2 separate regions of the Homo sapiens genome follow, and region 1 is linked to region 2. A link is a contact called in ENCODE POLR2A ChIA-PET data. All regions are on one chromosome and are shown on one strand. The core of a region is the stretch at or near the end of the contact, and the rest is flanking DNA. Distances in the headings are between cores, read along the strand shown. Region 1 overlaps TBKBP1 (TBK1 binding protein 1). Region 2 overlaps NPEPPS (aminopeptidase puromycin sensitive).

The links. ChIA-PET counts read pairs that join two places held with the same protein, here RNA polymerase II (POLR2A).
Region 1: POLR2A ChIA-PET joins it to region 2 with 10 read pairs in naive thymus-derived CD4-positive, alpha-beta T cell. The contact joins two enhancer-like sites. POLR2A ChIA-PET finds 5 or more read pairs at or near these places in 7 of 52 experiments (GM12878, H1, K562 and 3 more).

What each region holds. Positions count from the first base shown.
Region 1 is chr17:47,698,853-47,705,160 of GRCh38, reverse strand. TBKBP1 (TBK1 binding protein 1) reads right to left here. Exons shown (of 10, transcript NM_001394755.1): 6 at 5,666-5,841; 7 at 5,464-5,525. Among named protein-coding and RNA genes, the nearest start is that of TBKBP1, 7.8 kb to the right of the region's middle. RefSeq lists a silencer at 758-857 and an enhancer at 1,892-2,011. Within about 2 kb of position 3,965, at least 5 of the 41 ENCODE cell types and tissues checked have a DNase peak (open chromatin) inside an H3K27ac peak, as active enhancers do.
Region 2 is chr17:47,617,322-47,623,830 of GRCh38, reverse strand. It overlaps NPEPPS (aminopeptidase puromycin sensitive), which reads right to left. Exons shown (of 23, transcript NM_006310.4): 20 at 5,374-5,481; 21 at 4,667-4,822; 22 at 4,047-4,094; 23 at 555-2,063. The coding sequence ends at 1,911. KPNB1-DT (KPNB1 divergent transcript) reads left to right here. Exons shown (of 4, transcript NR_171700.1): 4 at 1,744-2,304. Among named protein-coding and RNA genes, the nearest start is that of KPNB1-DT, 29 kb to the left of the region's middle. Within about 2 kb of position 1,915, at least 18 of the 41 ENCODE cell types and tissues checked have a DNase peak (open chromatin) inside an H3K27ac peak, as active enhancers do.

The sequences.
Region 1 (6,308 bases), core at 2,716-5,215, 79 kb before region 2:
CAGCAACAGAAGGGAAAGACGAAGAGGAGGAGGGGACTGGGGACCTTGGCAGTGGCCTGGAAGCCCTGAGAATCACCACCCCTTCCCTGGGGGTGATAGGAAGGTGCTAGACACATGTGGAAGTAGAAAATCAGGGCGATTAAGAGGCTGGCTCAAGGTCACAGAGTGGCAGTGGCACACAGCAGATTCAAACACAGGTTCTTGGCACCTCAGCCTGCCAAGCTGGCAACTTCGGAGGAGCCAGAGAGCAAATGGCAGAGCTGGCAGGAAGGAGGGCCCCCTGGGCTGCAAATATTCCACGCTTCGCATCCTTTCATTCAGTCTTTCCACGAATAATTCACAGATCTCACACACTTCTGGAAACGATAAAGCTGGGGACTGCCTTGAGGACAGGATTAAAGGAGCCAGGGTCAGACTAGGAGTGGGGTTGATGTAGCACGTGGCCAAGATTGTGGACAGAGCTGAAGGTCAGGATCAGGGATAGGGTTAGAGTCAGGGACGGGAGCAGTAAAAGGGTTAGGATTAGGGTTAGGTTTAGAGCTGTCCATGTGGTCAGAATCATCGTCTGATTCAGAATTGGGAGGAAAACAGAAATCCAACCTTCCAGGGCCCTTCCATCCTTGCTCAAAGCTGCCCCCAGCTGCCCCAGCCACCTCACCCCTGTGGGATAATTTAGGGACCAAACTTTCCACCACCCACAGGCACACCCAGCATCAGTCTTCCCGCCCGACCCTCGGGGAGGGGACCACAGGCACCGGGCCGTGGAACGGACTTGAGGTTGCGGGCCGGCGGGGAGGAGGAAGTTGCTTTGCAACAACCCAGTGCTCCACCACTTCCTTTCGGGCGCCTTGAGCCCCTTCTCTCTCCTCGACCAGCTATGACTGGTGGGGTCCCCAGAGCCTGGCTCTTCATGGCAGCCCCTGCCACGAATCCACCAGAGCTGACATCCCGGGTCTAGAAAGCTTCCCAGATGCAGCTGATTGGAGCAGCTCAGGGGTAGGCCTGGAAACCAGGGTTCCTACATAGGTGGGGTGCCCAGAGATCCCAGTTTGCCTAGGACTGTCCCAGTTCACGCTAGTTGCCCCAGCATAATTATTAATAGTGCCCCCTTTCACTTTCAAAAGTGATCCAGTCTGGTCAACAAATCACACGGTTGCCCCTCATATAAGGGCTTTCTACCTGAAGAAGAACCTGAACCAGAAACACACCGCAGAGGTGCCATCACCCGATCTGCTCAGGACCCACTTGGCATCTGCACTGAATTTCTTACTGAACTCTCAGATTACTTCACTTCCCTGCACCTCAGTTTGCTCATCTGTAAAAGGGGGACAATACCTACATCACGTTTGTGAGAATGAAATGAGATTTTGTAGGTAAATCACCTCGCATAGTGTCTGGCATGGACAAAAAAAAAAAAAAATTTCAGGGGAGTGCCTAGCAGATAGGTGGAGAAGGGGGGAAACTTGTTTTGAGCCTTTTTTTGGAGACAGCAGCCTAGTGGCTTCGGTTTAAGGAGGGAAGATGGGCGTTTCCCATCGAGGGAGGGGGCGCTGGCATGAGCTGCTCCCCACCCTGCTGGCAGGCAAAGCACCAAGGACTGGGGCTGAAAGCCCACACATCCCTCAGACCCACCTAGCCTCTGGGAGCCCCCGAGGCTGCAAGTGCTCAGGGGTTAACTCCTGTGAGTGCAGCGCGGGTGCCCTGGCCGAAGGAGACTTGAAAGAAAGGAAGTAGGGAGGGTGAGAAGCGTGAAGGGGGAGGCCCTGGGCCTGCTGGTTCTGGGGCATGAGGCTACGCTCAGGGTATGCGGGGGTCTCCGACTTCCGTCCTGACCCACCCCACGCTGCCCTTGACCTCCGTGCAGAGTTTCCATCCTCTCTCTCGAGTTCACACTTCTTCCCACCACTAACCGCAGCCCACGCAGAGGCTTGTGGGTGGAGAGAGGGGTGGGGGGGGAGGTGGTGCGGAAAAGGGCCCGGGCTGCAGCGCTGAGCCCCCAACGTTGGGAAGAAAGAAAGGCCTATAGTTTTTTCCTCATCGCCCATACTGAGTCCCCATCTTCTCCCAGATGGACCCCGCACAGATGAGCCCACCCTCCCTTACCGGGCCCTTATTCCCCTCACAGACCCCCTGTCCCTTCGGAGCCCTCATCCCCTTCAAGAAGTTCCCCCCCCCGCATTTCCCCTCCCCCTCAGCACGGCCATACCCTCCAAAAGGCCCCACTCTGGAACCCCAGGCTGGGGAGCTGGGCCCAGAGAGAAGGGGGTTGTGGGTGCTGCGCCTTCCACCTGGGCTGGGAACCCCCCAAGGGTCAGGGTCTTTACCTCCCTGTGCATCCTCAGGAGCAGGGTGGGCTCTGCTCCCACCGCCTCCCTCATCACTGCCTTTGGCCTCTGCGTGACCCCCAGTGGCTCTTCCTCTGGGGCAATTTGTCTCCCTGGGCTCTGTCCCCAGGAGCTGGGCAAACCAAACCATGGGTTTCCCAGGGGGTCAGACCTGGAGGGTAGTAGTCTGCCTCGGTCTGGTCTGGGTGTCTGTTTTCGTGGGAACGTTAATGGCCAGAACTTGTGGGCCAGGGGCTGGGAGGGAAGGAACTGGGAAACCCTGGGGCTGGGGCTAGGATCCAGAGAAGGGAATTAATAGAGATGGGGGTGGGGGCGGTTAACCTTGAGGACTCCCGCAATAAAACTGGCTGCCCCGGAGGTGTCTAGACCAAGACAGGTGGGCATACATACATACAGAGTTCACCATACAGAAGACTCCCGCCTAAGAGTGGGCTGGACTCAGGAATTGGGTGTACCCCTCTTCAGCCTTCATATCCTGGTCCTCCTCACCCCAATCACACCCCAAACCTGGGTCATCCAGCCTCGACACTCACTCCACTCCCGGAAAAGCCTACTTGTAAAATTCCCACCAGCCTGGAAAGTCAGGTGGAAACAGAAGAAAGAGGGGCACTAGTGGGGGAAGAGGAGCTGAAAGCAAGTGACTGAGGCTTCCTTGGGTGGAAGGACAGGGGAGGGAGCACTCGGGAAGCAGCCTATTACCAAAAGGAGCTGAGTTTATAAGAAAATAAAACTATCGGGGTAGTGAGGACTTCCTCTGAGAATTAACGCTCGCCAAACTAGGGCTGTCCAGAGATGCTCGCTCGGCCTGAAAGGAAGCGTGTGGCTGGGCAGCAGAGCCTGGCTGGCTCCAGATGCAGAGATCTGGGAGGCTGGAGGCAGAGCCTAATCACAGGGAAGGAGGGGAGGAGCCAGGAGGTGGCCTCCAGTAAGCCTGTGGGGCCAGCCCCCAAGCAGAGGCCAGCTCCCTCCAGCCAAAGGGCCTGAGAAGGGCAGGAGCCTTGAGAGAGAGAGGGAAGGGGCTGCTCTTGCCAGAATGGGCAGCGTGGATGATACGGCCTCCTAGCCCCTTATAGGGTGGGCTTCCTTTCACTCACACAATACAACCTTGGCCCCTGGGAGCCCTGCCCCTTCTCTGCTTCTACCCACCGCCTCACCTTCCTCTCCCATCTCTCAGCAATGACTGGCCCCTGAGCCTGTGAGGGAAACTGGATCCAGAGAGGTAGAGTCCAAGTCAGTAAAGAAAGGCCCCTGGGATTCAAAACCTGAAGAGCCAGACTCCAGCCCCACCAAAATGTCCTCCCTTGGAGTTCTACCAATTCAGGGAGATTCACTGCTGGTCTGGTAAGAGGGGACTGGGTTCAGTGACCCATGAAGGGCCCTACATCATGACTTCTGGGGCAAGCTAGGATTGGAGAGTGTGAGAGAGAGAGAGAGAGAGTGTGTGTGTGTGTGTGTGTGTGTCTGTGTGTGTCTGTGTGTTCCAGGTCTGGGCACATGGGCTATGATGGGCCCCAAGCTCCAGCCACAAGCTAGGGTGGACCCTCTCCACAAAGGCCTAGCTGAGGGGTCCCACCCACCAGTCCCACAAACTGGGTTCTCACCACCTCCCCAGCTATCACAGCTCCACCCAAGCCCTCACTCTTAGGTAGGGAGGTAGGCGAGGGGTATCCCCAGTTGGCCAGAAGCTGGGAGGCAGATAAGGAAGAAGCCTGCTGGGCAGGAGACCTCCGGAGCCCCGGAGCTGGGTATGCTATGCGGTGGAGGGTTAGTTCCTGCCCCTCTCTGGGCCTCAGTCTTCTCCTCCAATTAGAGTAGGGAGTCTGTGCCACACAGCTCATCTTAGGGGAGAGGACTTAGGCGGAAAGAGGTTTGAGCTCTATTTCTCAGAAAGTGGGAGAGGGTGAGTTCAGTGCGGATGTGAAAGGCACCAGGTTCCACTGTTGCCGGGTGGCTGCTCACCCCTCCCTTGCTGTCCAGTGCCCCCCTGGAGGCCCCAGCACTGGGCCCCCCACCAACACAGCTCCCTTGCCGCTCTCTGCTGCCCCTTTCTTGGTAGGATTCAAGGGAGTACCCTAGCAGAGCAGATTCTAACTCCCCACCCCACGGCTGTGTGAACCCATGGAAACCTCTCCTGTCTCTAAGCCTCAGGCTTCTCTCTCCTGAGATCAGCAGACAAGGCCCAACAAATCCCAAGAAACACCACCTCCCTCTTCCTCACTAGGGAGGGGAGGGTGAACCCAACTGGCCGGGCCTTGTCACTGGAATAGAAAATGGGGCCCTACGGAGGCCCAAAAGCTCAGCAGGGGACATTACACTGGACACAGCGACAAAGCAGCCGAGTAAGTGTCACTTAGCCCTGGCATCTCCAGAAGAGATGGGTTTGGGCCCCAGAGGAAAGCAAAGGGAATGTCCCAGATCCCAAACACTCAAGAACCCCACCTCCCAGGAGTCGAGACCAGCCTGACCAACATGGAGAAACCCCATCTCTACTAAAAATCCAAAAAAAAAAAAAAAAAAAAAAAAAAAGGTCCGGGCGCAGTGGCTCACTCCTATAATCCCAGCACTTTGGGAGGCCGAGGCGGGCGGATCACAAGGTCAGGAGATCGAGACCATCCTGGCTAACGCAGTGAAACCCCATCTCTACTAAAAATACAAAAAAAAATTAGCCAGGCGTAGTGGCGAGCGCCTGTAGTCCTAGCTACTCAGGAGGCTGAGGCAGGAGAATGGCGTGAACCAGGACGCGGAGCTTGCAGTGAGCCGAGATTGCGCCACTGCACTCAAGCCTGGGTGACAGAGCAAGACTCCGTCTCAAAAAAAAAAAAAAAATTAGCTAGGCATGGTGGTGCATGCCTGTAATCCCAGCTACTCGGGAGGCTGAGGCAGGAGAATTGCTTGAACCCGAGAGGCAGAGGTTGCGGTGAGCCAAGATCACGCCATTGCACTCCAGCCTGGGCAACAAGAGCGAAACTCCATCTCAAAAAAAAAAAAAAAGAACCCCACCTCCTTCCTATGAAGGATGCACACAGAGCAACAGCAGCCCAGACACCACACCCCTGAGGGCTGGGAGGGGAGGTCTCCCAAACATCACGGAGGGACCAGGGTTACCAATGTGACTTACTGATCATCCCCAACTCTTTTCACCCACGCCATGTCTCGCTCCGACTGGTTGGAGGCCAGATCCTAAGGAAGAAGATGAAGAGGTCAGAGCCCAAGCTCACCCCTGCCAGGGCCCTTGTCTACAGTTCCCTGGGCCAGTCTGCACACAGTGGGGAAGGCCCAGCCCTGGACCTCCAGAAGCTGTTCCAGGCCCCTGCATTTACCTGGGCCCGGGTCTCCTGCAGCTGCTTCAGCTCCCCCTGCAGCCGCTCGCACTCGGCCTGGAGCTGCTCCTCCCGGAGCTGAGCCCCCCGGGCCTCTCCCTGCGCGGCCTCCAAAGCCTCTTCTAGCCGCCGCCGCTCCAGGTCACTCACACTGGGTGTGGAGCCCGGCCAGCCTGCTGTCGGTGGACAGGACAACGTCAGGCGAGCTCAGCTGCCTCCTCCAGCTCCCAGAGCCAGAGTGAAACAGGAGGATGCAGCATGGGGACTCCAAGAGAGAAGCCAGGACAGCTAGCCAAGGAGGGATGACTGCGACAAGGGCAGCGAGGAAAGATGGGCTGAGCCGCATTTCTAATTTTCCTGGAGGCCAGGAAAAAAATAAGATGGGCTCTTGAAGGCTTTACTGGCCAGACTCAAGTCTAGAGCATCTGCAAGGGCCTCTCCTAGTCACAGCCAGAGACGGGGCGGGGGGACTCTGGGTGGGGGCGCCCTCTGCTGGCAGGCACAGGAATTGCAACGAGGTGATCAGGAATGACCGAGTTAGAAGGGGAGAAATTAGGGTAACAGTGGGTGAGGTGAGGGGACAGCAGGTAAGGGAGGATGGGATGATTATGGAGAAATAGATTATATTACAAATGGGATGGTA
Region 2 (6,509 bases), core at 666-3,165:
CCCGCTGGGGTCCAGAGTGGGATGAAGAGGGGTTCTGAAAGGCAAATGGAAGACATCTAGTATAACCTCTCCCTGAACGTAATTCAAACTACTTAACTATTATTACAGACAAAAATCACATGTATGCTGAAAGTAAAATAACCTGTTTCCAGAATTTCTGATTGCAAAATTCTGAGTTCTTCAATTAAACCTGCATTTTTCTCAGTCTTTTTGGTGCCCCTGCTTCACTGGTGCCTTAAGAACATTTGAGAGCCTAAGGGCAGCCCTGAGCATGGTGCCTGAACTAGGGTGCCTCAAAACTAGGGACTGAGGAAGTCTCAAGTTCATTCCTGAATGCTGACTATAAGAGTCTCTGAGAGAGTTTTGAGAATGTAGAACTGATTTAGAATGAATCTCAGGATTTTTCTGTTAAGATCTATAAATTAGGAATTAAGGAACTGGATTTTTTTTGAATTTGAAAAATCCTATGATAGTATAACTTTGCATAAGCCTACTGAATGATAGGAAAGTTTTTAGTTTCTTATCAAAGAAAGAGAATAAAGTGAATCAGGACATCAGTTTCACATTGACATTTTTATTAACGCCAACTGTTTTTTAATTATTTTTTTAAAACAATAGCACAAAAATGTTTCAAGGAAGCAGTCTCACAATCTGATGACCTTCTGAAATACCGTTAAGCCACACCAAATATGAATTTCTGTTAATAACACAAAATATTTTTTTAAGAAAAAAAGAAAAAAAAGGTAGGGAAAGAAGAAGGGAATGAGATTTAGATTTAAAACTCATTGGATTAAATAGGTGAGGCTTATTAGGATATACTGTTGAAGCAAACAGTGGCACACACAGGCTTACAGTCTTTGTTTTTTAAACCAGTTACCACTAATGTATTAAGCCCTGCAGCAGTTACCACTGACTTCTCGCACGCATAAAATGAACCGGGAGAAGCCAGTGTTGATACTGTTGTGAAGAGGTTCAAGAGCTGGCTTTTCAGACAACTAAGACCATTTTTAGCAGAATAACTCCTTCAGAAAGGCCTGGCTGAAGATCTTTTTATTTCTATTGTCTCACCTATATAAATTTCAGGGTTCTTATAAGTCATCTTTAAAAAGAAAAAAATAATGTATATCAGTTTCTCTTATTTAATGTGGCTATGAAAGATGTTTCCTTATTATTTCTTCATCTCTAAGAAGGACACCAGGGAATGGGGGTTGGGGGTGGAACTAAAGGGAGGAAAAAAACCAGAACAGGGTAGGTTTTTGTTTTTTGCTTTTTGTTTTTTTTTGGCCAAGGGGTCGGTCACACAGAAGGGAAGGCAAGGAGGAAAACTAAACTACAATCCTTGGTTCAGATTGAGTTATGCAGGAATATATCTTCCTGATCAGTCCCCGTGCCAAAAAAAAAAAAAGCCACTTGGAATTATGCACTGACTCCAACTATGTGATACCAGCTATCAGCCTTTTGTGTTTAACCATTCCCAGAAATGGACACCACCCTTGGCTTTATAGGCTCCTTGCAGAACCCACTTCACAAAAATGCTCTTCACCAAGAAGCCTCTAGTTTCCTTTTGGTAGGTTATAAAAACAGAACATCTGTCATTAACAGTAGAGTGTTAAATACTTTTAACCACTGACAAGGCTTCAGAAAGTTTCACAGTTTCGTTATGCTCTATTTTATTACTATCATATTTACATTTTTATTTTTTATTTATTTTTTGCTGAATTGCTGATTTTCCTTTTTCAATAGAATTTAATTCTGGAGTGTGAGCAGGAACCAGTTAACTACATTCATTGTCCAACCCCCACTGGTTTGAAAGAAGACTCCAAATTCTTGGCATATGAATCAGCTGTTCGGTAGCTCCACCTTATCCCTGCAGCGAAGCAGCAGAACCGCCAATGGCGGCACCTCAGGATTCACACTGTGGGTGGTGAGGCCTTCCGCTGAAGGAGGTACTGGTGGATGCTCTCAGCATCTCGCTTTAGCCAGGCAGCATTCAGCAGAATATTTTCACAACACTGCTGGATGGTACGCTCAGCTGAAGGAGCTGGGTGACTCTCGAAGAAAGCCTGGTATAAAACAACCCAGAATGCAGGATCATTACTAGCAATAAGAAGTTAATATTACAGGTTATGAAAAAATACCCACTGGTCTATATGAAGGATGCATAATCTTCAGGCATGAGAATTTACCACTGCCACCCTCAGGCTAAAAGAAAACAAGCAACTCCTTGGACCTGCATATAGGAATTCTCCCCTTAATTATATGCTTAACAACCTAATCAAAAGTTAATAAAGAGACAGAACCTACTGCCTTTCTTTTAGGCTAATTGTGTAGTGGTAAATATAGTCTTTGGAATGAAGACTTGGAACCTGAATCCAGGCTTAGTCATGTACTAGCTTGTGACTGTGAGAAAATTAACTGCTCTAAGTCTCAGTTTTCTCAACTATGAGAAAATATCTACTCCAGAAGATTAAAGAGACAATCCATATAAACATTTGACAAAATACCTAGCACAGAGTACTTAAGGATTCAACACATTTTGGCTGCTTCAAATAAAGATTAATTTGTAAGGGATGATAATACAAAGAAGTTTAAATTGCTGCTATGCCCTAATAATTTAACACCCCATGGTCTTTTTTTTTTTTTTTTTTTTGAGACAGGGTCTCACTCTGTTGCCCAGGCTAGAGTGCAATGAAACGATCATGGCTCATCACAGCCTCAACCTTCTGGGCTCAAGTAAACCTCCCACCTTAACTTCCTGGGTAGCTGGGACCACAAGCGTGCACTCCCAGGCCAAATTGTTTTTTCCTTTTTGTAGAGATGGGGTCCTACCATGTTGCCCAGACTGGTCTTGAACTCTTGAACTCAAGCAATCCTCCCACCTCAGCCTCCCAAAATGCTGGAATTACAGGAATCCAACATTTTTAATACAGTAAACCAAACAATTTCTAAGTTTACAATTTATCACAATGCTTAATGATTAAAAGTTGAATAAACTTTTCTAATGCAGTACACCTGGTTTCACAGAAAACAAAGCAACTCTTAAACACCAGCTGGCAAAATGATAGGGCTTTTCCTTTGAATTAGTCACCACAGGTGTGAAAGACAGAATGACTAATCCATCTGATTAAACATAGACCTTTTAGAAATCAATAACCTTATTTACACAGATGACAATTGCTACTGTTCCAAGGCTCCTAATCATGGTTCAGTTCTCAGGGCCTCAAGTCTTTTTCCATTCCATCGCAGAGTAGTACCAACATTTATACACCAGAAACCTGGGGATTATCCTGGCTTGTTTTTCTTCCTCTCCCAGATATGCTCACAACAGAGAAGCCAATCAATAAATATTGTTGAACTAAATGGTTAACAAATTCAAGCCCCTGAATCTCCATTATTCCATCTCCTCCACTACTGCCACTACCCTACTGTAAGCTATTCTATCATTCTTGCTAGGAGAGTTAGCTTCCCAACATCTTCTCTTCCCCATTCCAAACTATTATCCACATTGCAGCCAGACTGAAATTTTTATAACACAAATCAGATCAAGGCACTGCCTTGTTTATAAACCATTCGAAGGCTTTCCATTTTTAGGACTTTTTTTTTTTTTTTTTTTTTTGAGACAGGAGTCTCGCTCTGTCACCCAGGCTGGAGTGCAATGGCACGATCTCAGCTCACTGCAACCTCCACCTCCCGGGCTCAAGCAATTCTCCTGCCTCAGCCTCCCGAGTAGCTGGGATTAGAGGCGTGCACCACCATGTCCAGCTAATTTGGGGTTTCACCATGTTGCCCGGGCTGGTCTTGAAGTCCTGACCTCAGGTGATCCACCCACCTCGGCCTCCCAAAGTGCTGAGATTACAGATGTGAGCTACCATGCCTGGCCATTTTTAGGAAATTCTTAATATGGCCTATACAGCCCTGCATGATGTCTTTCTCTAAACAAAAACACAGAGATGCTACAGTACATTATCCCAACACTATAATTACAACCAGGTTATTGTTTTTACTTACTAGACTGAAAAGTGAAGAGTAAACAGTATTTTCCTTACCTTAACCTCTCCAGCCATTTTATCAACTGCAAATCCCTCAACTGATAGCTGCAAAACAATGGTTTTAAACAGTAAGTGAAACCAAGAGGCTGAGAACAAACTTCCATTTACCCTAAAAATAAATCATTCTGTTCTCTGCCAACTTCAGTCTGTTATAAAGGATGTGTGATGGGAGATGGAGAAGTCCTTAAATAAAGCCAGTAACTATTTAAGGAAACTTTTTTTTTTTTGAGACGGAGTTTCACACTTGTTGCCCAGGCTGGAGTGCAATGACCTCATCTCGGCTCACCACAACCTCTGCCTCCCAGGTTCAAGCGATTCTCCTGCCTCAGCCTCCCAAGTAGCTGGGATTACAGGCACACACCACCACGCTCAGCTAATTTTTGTATTTTTAGTAGGGACAGGATTTCACCATGTTGGCCAGGATAGTCTCGAACTCCCGACCTCAGGTGATCTGCCCACCTCGGCGTCCCAAAGTGCTGGTATTACAGGCGTGAGCCACTGCACCTGGCCACAGGAAACATTTAAAGAGCAAAGACCACAATGTATGGGTGTAGTGAATCATGGATGTCACTAAATAATATCCATGATTAGCAAGCTACTCAAAGTTTTTCACATACCTTTATTAGTCTGGATATTAAGAATCCTCCCTGGTATCGGTTATAAAGTTCTTCCCAGTTGTCCTTTATGAATTTCCAAGCAGCTTTCCTACCATGCTTGCTGCCTCCAGCTACTCCACCAATTACCGATACAGTGTCCTGTGGACGTACCTCTTCCTAAAAAAAGAAAGAGAGCTAAAAGTCTAGTGTATCAAAAACATATTCTGGTACCAGAAAGTGCACCATACTGTGACACTGAAGTAATCACACTGAAGACACTTATTCCTTGTTTTAGGAATAACTGGAACCAGAAGTTCTCAGCAAAGAAGATAATGTTTAAGCTAAAGATAACCAAAATGAGAATGAGGTACTGAGACAGGTTCAGACAGACAGACTGCTCAACAGATACTTGCTTAGGAGCCTATAGGTTTAAGAAAGGAAGAGACACAAAGTAAGCAAAGGCATAAGCCAGTTTCCCAGTTTTCAAGAGTCCCTGTCCTCATAGTTTCCATTCTGGAGAGACAATTTGTTTACTCTCCCAACTATTCTGATTCTCGCCACTAGTGGGAGAAAAACAGAAGTCAGTAACAAAAACTCAAGCCAGTTACTCTGGAAAAGGAAGCTTTAGTTAGGGTTAAGGCAGCTCAAGAGGATCAGAGCTGAATCAGAGACACTTCTCAGAGATGGGTAACGATTCACTTCTAAATGCAGTTTTCACCGTAACTTACTGAAAGTGCAAACGTGAGGACTTTTTGAATCAGGTCAGGCAAAAGAGTAGCGCCAAGGACTCTTTCGATTCGGTTTTTCTCTTCTTGCATATCTGCTTGTTTATGAAGCTACAGGAAAAAAGATAAAGATAGGAATAGTTAACTCTCCCTTGGATGTTCTGCATATGATTATATGAGCTTCTTCCCCAGTAAGGTAAAACTTAGGTTCTATATTCTCACTAGGTAAGAATGGCAGGGCATTATATTAAAGAAAGAGAATACTTTTCAAGATGCTTTGGGCCAGGTGCGGTGGTTCACACCTGTAATCCCAGCACTTTGGGAGGCCGAGGCGGGTGGATCACCTGAGGTCAAGAGTTCGAGATCAGCCTGGCCAACATGGTGAAACCCTGTTTCTACTAAAAATACAAAAAAAAAAAATTAGCCGGGCGTGGTGGTGCCCACCTGTAATCCCAGCTACTTGGGAGGCCGAGGCGGGAGAATCGCTTGAACCTGGGAGGTTGCAGTGAGCTGAGATCGTGCCACTGCACTCCAGTTTGGGCAAGAGAGCGAGACTCTGTCTCAAAAATAAAAGAAAAAAAAAATGATGCTTTGGCACTAAATTTGTCATCTGCTGTTACAGTAAGTAAATCACTAGATGTAAATGCTACCAGATGAACAGCCTGTCATTAGTTCAGACCAGTTTAACATCAAGATCTAAGAGGTAAAATCTATCATAGCCAAATTCTTTACATCATTGATATCTGGCTAATGTTCTGTTTTAGAAGAACAAACTAATCATTAGTGTTCTTATACCAGATCATCAAATTAATTTATAATAGTGAAAAATTGAAAATGAATACTGTACTTATAAAAATGCATTATTGAAAGTTATATTTTAAGAATATATCATAAACATGTTCTTATATTTAAGTGAAGAAAGCAGACAAAGCAGAATTATCCTAAAAAATATATATATATATATGGCTGGGCACAGTGGTTCACGCCTGTAATCCTAGCACTTTGGAAGGCTGAGGTGGAGGTTGCAGTGAGCCCATATCGTACCACTGCACTCCAGTCTGGACAACAGAGCAAGACTGTGTTTCCAAAAAAAGGGGGTGGGGGAGAACCCCTGGAAATACATCAAAATGGTAGTATTA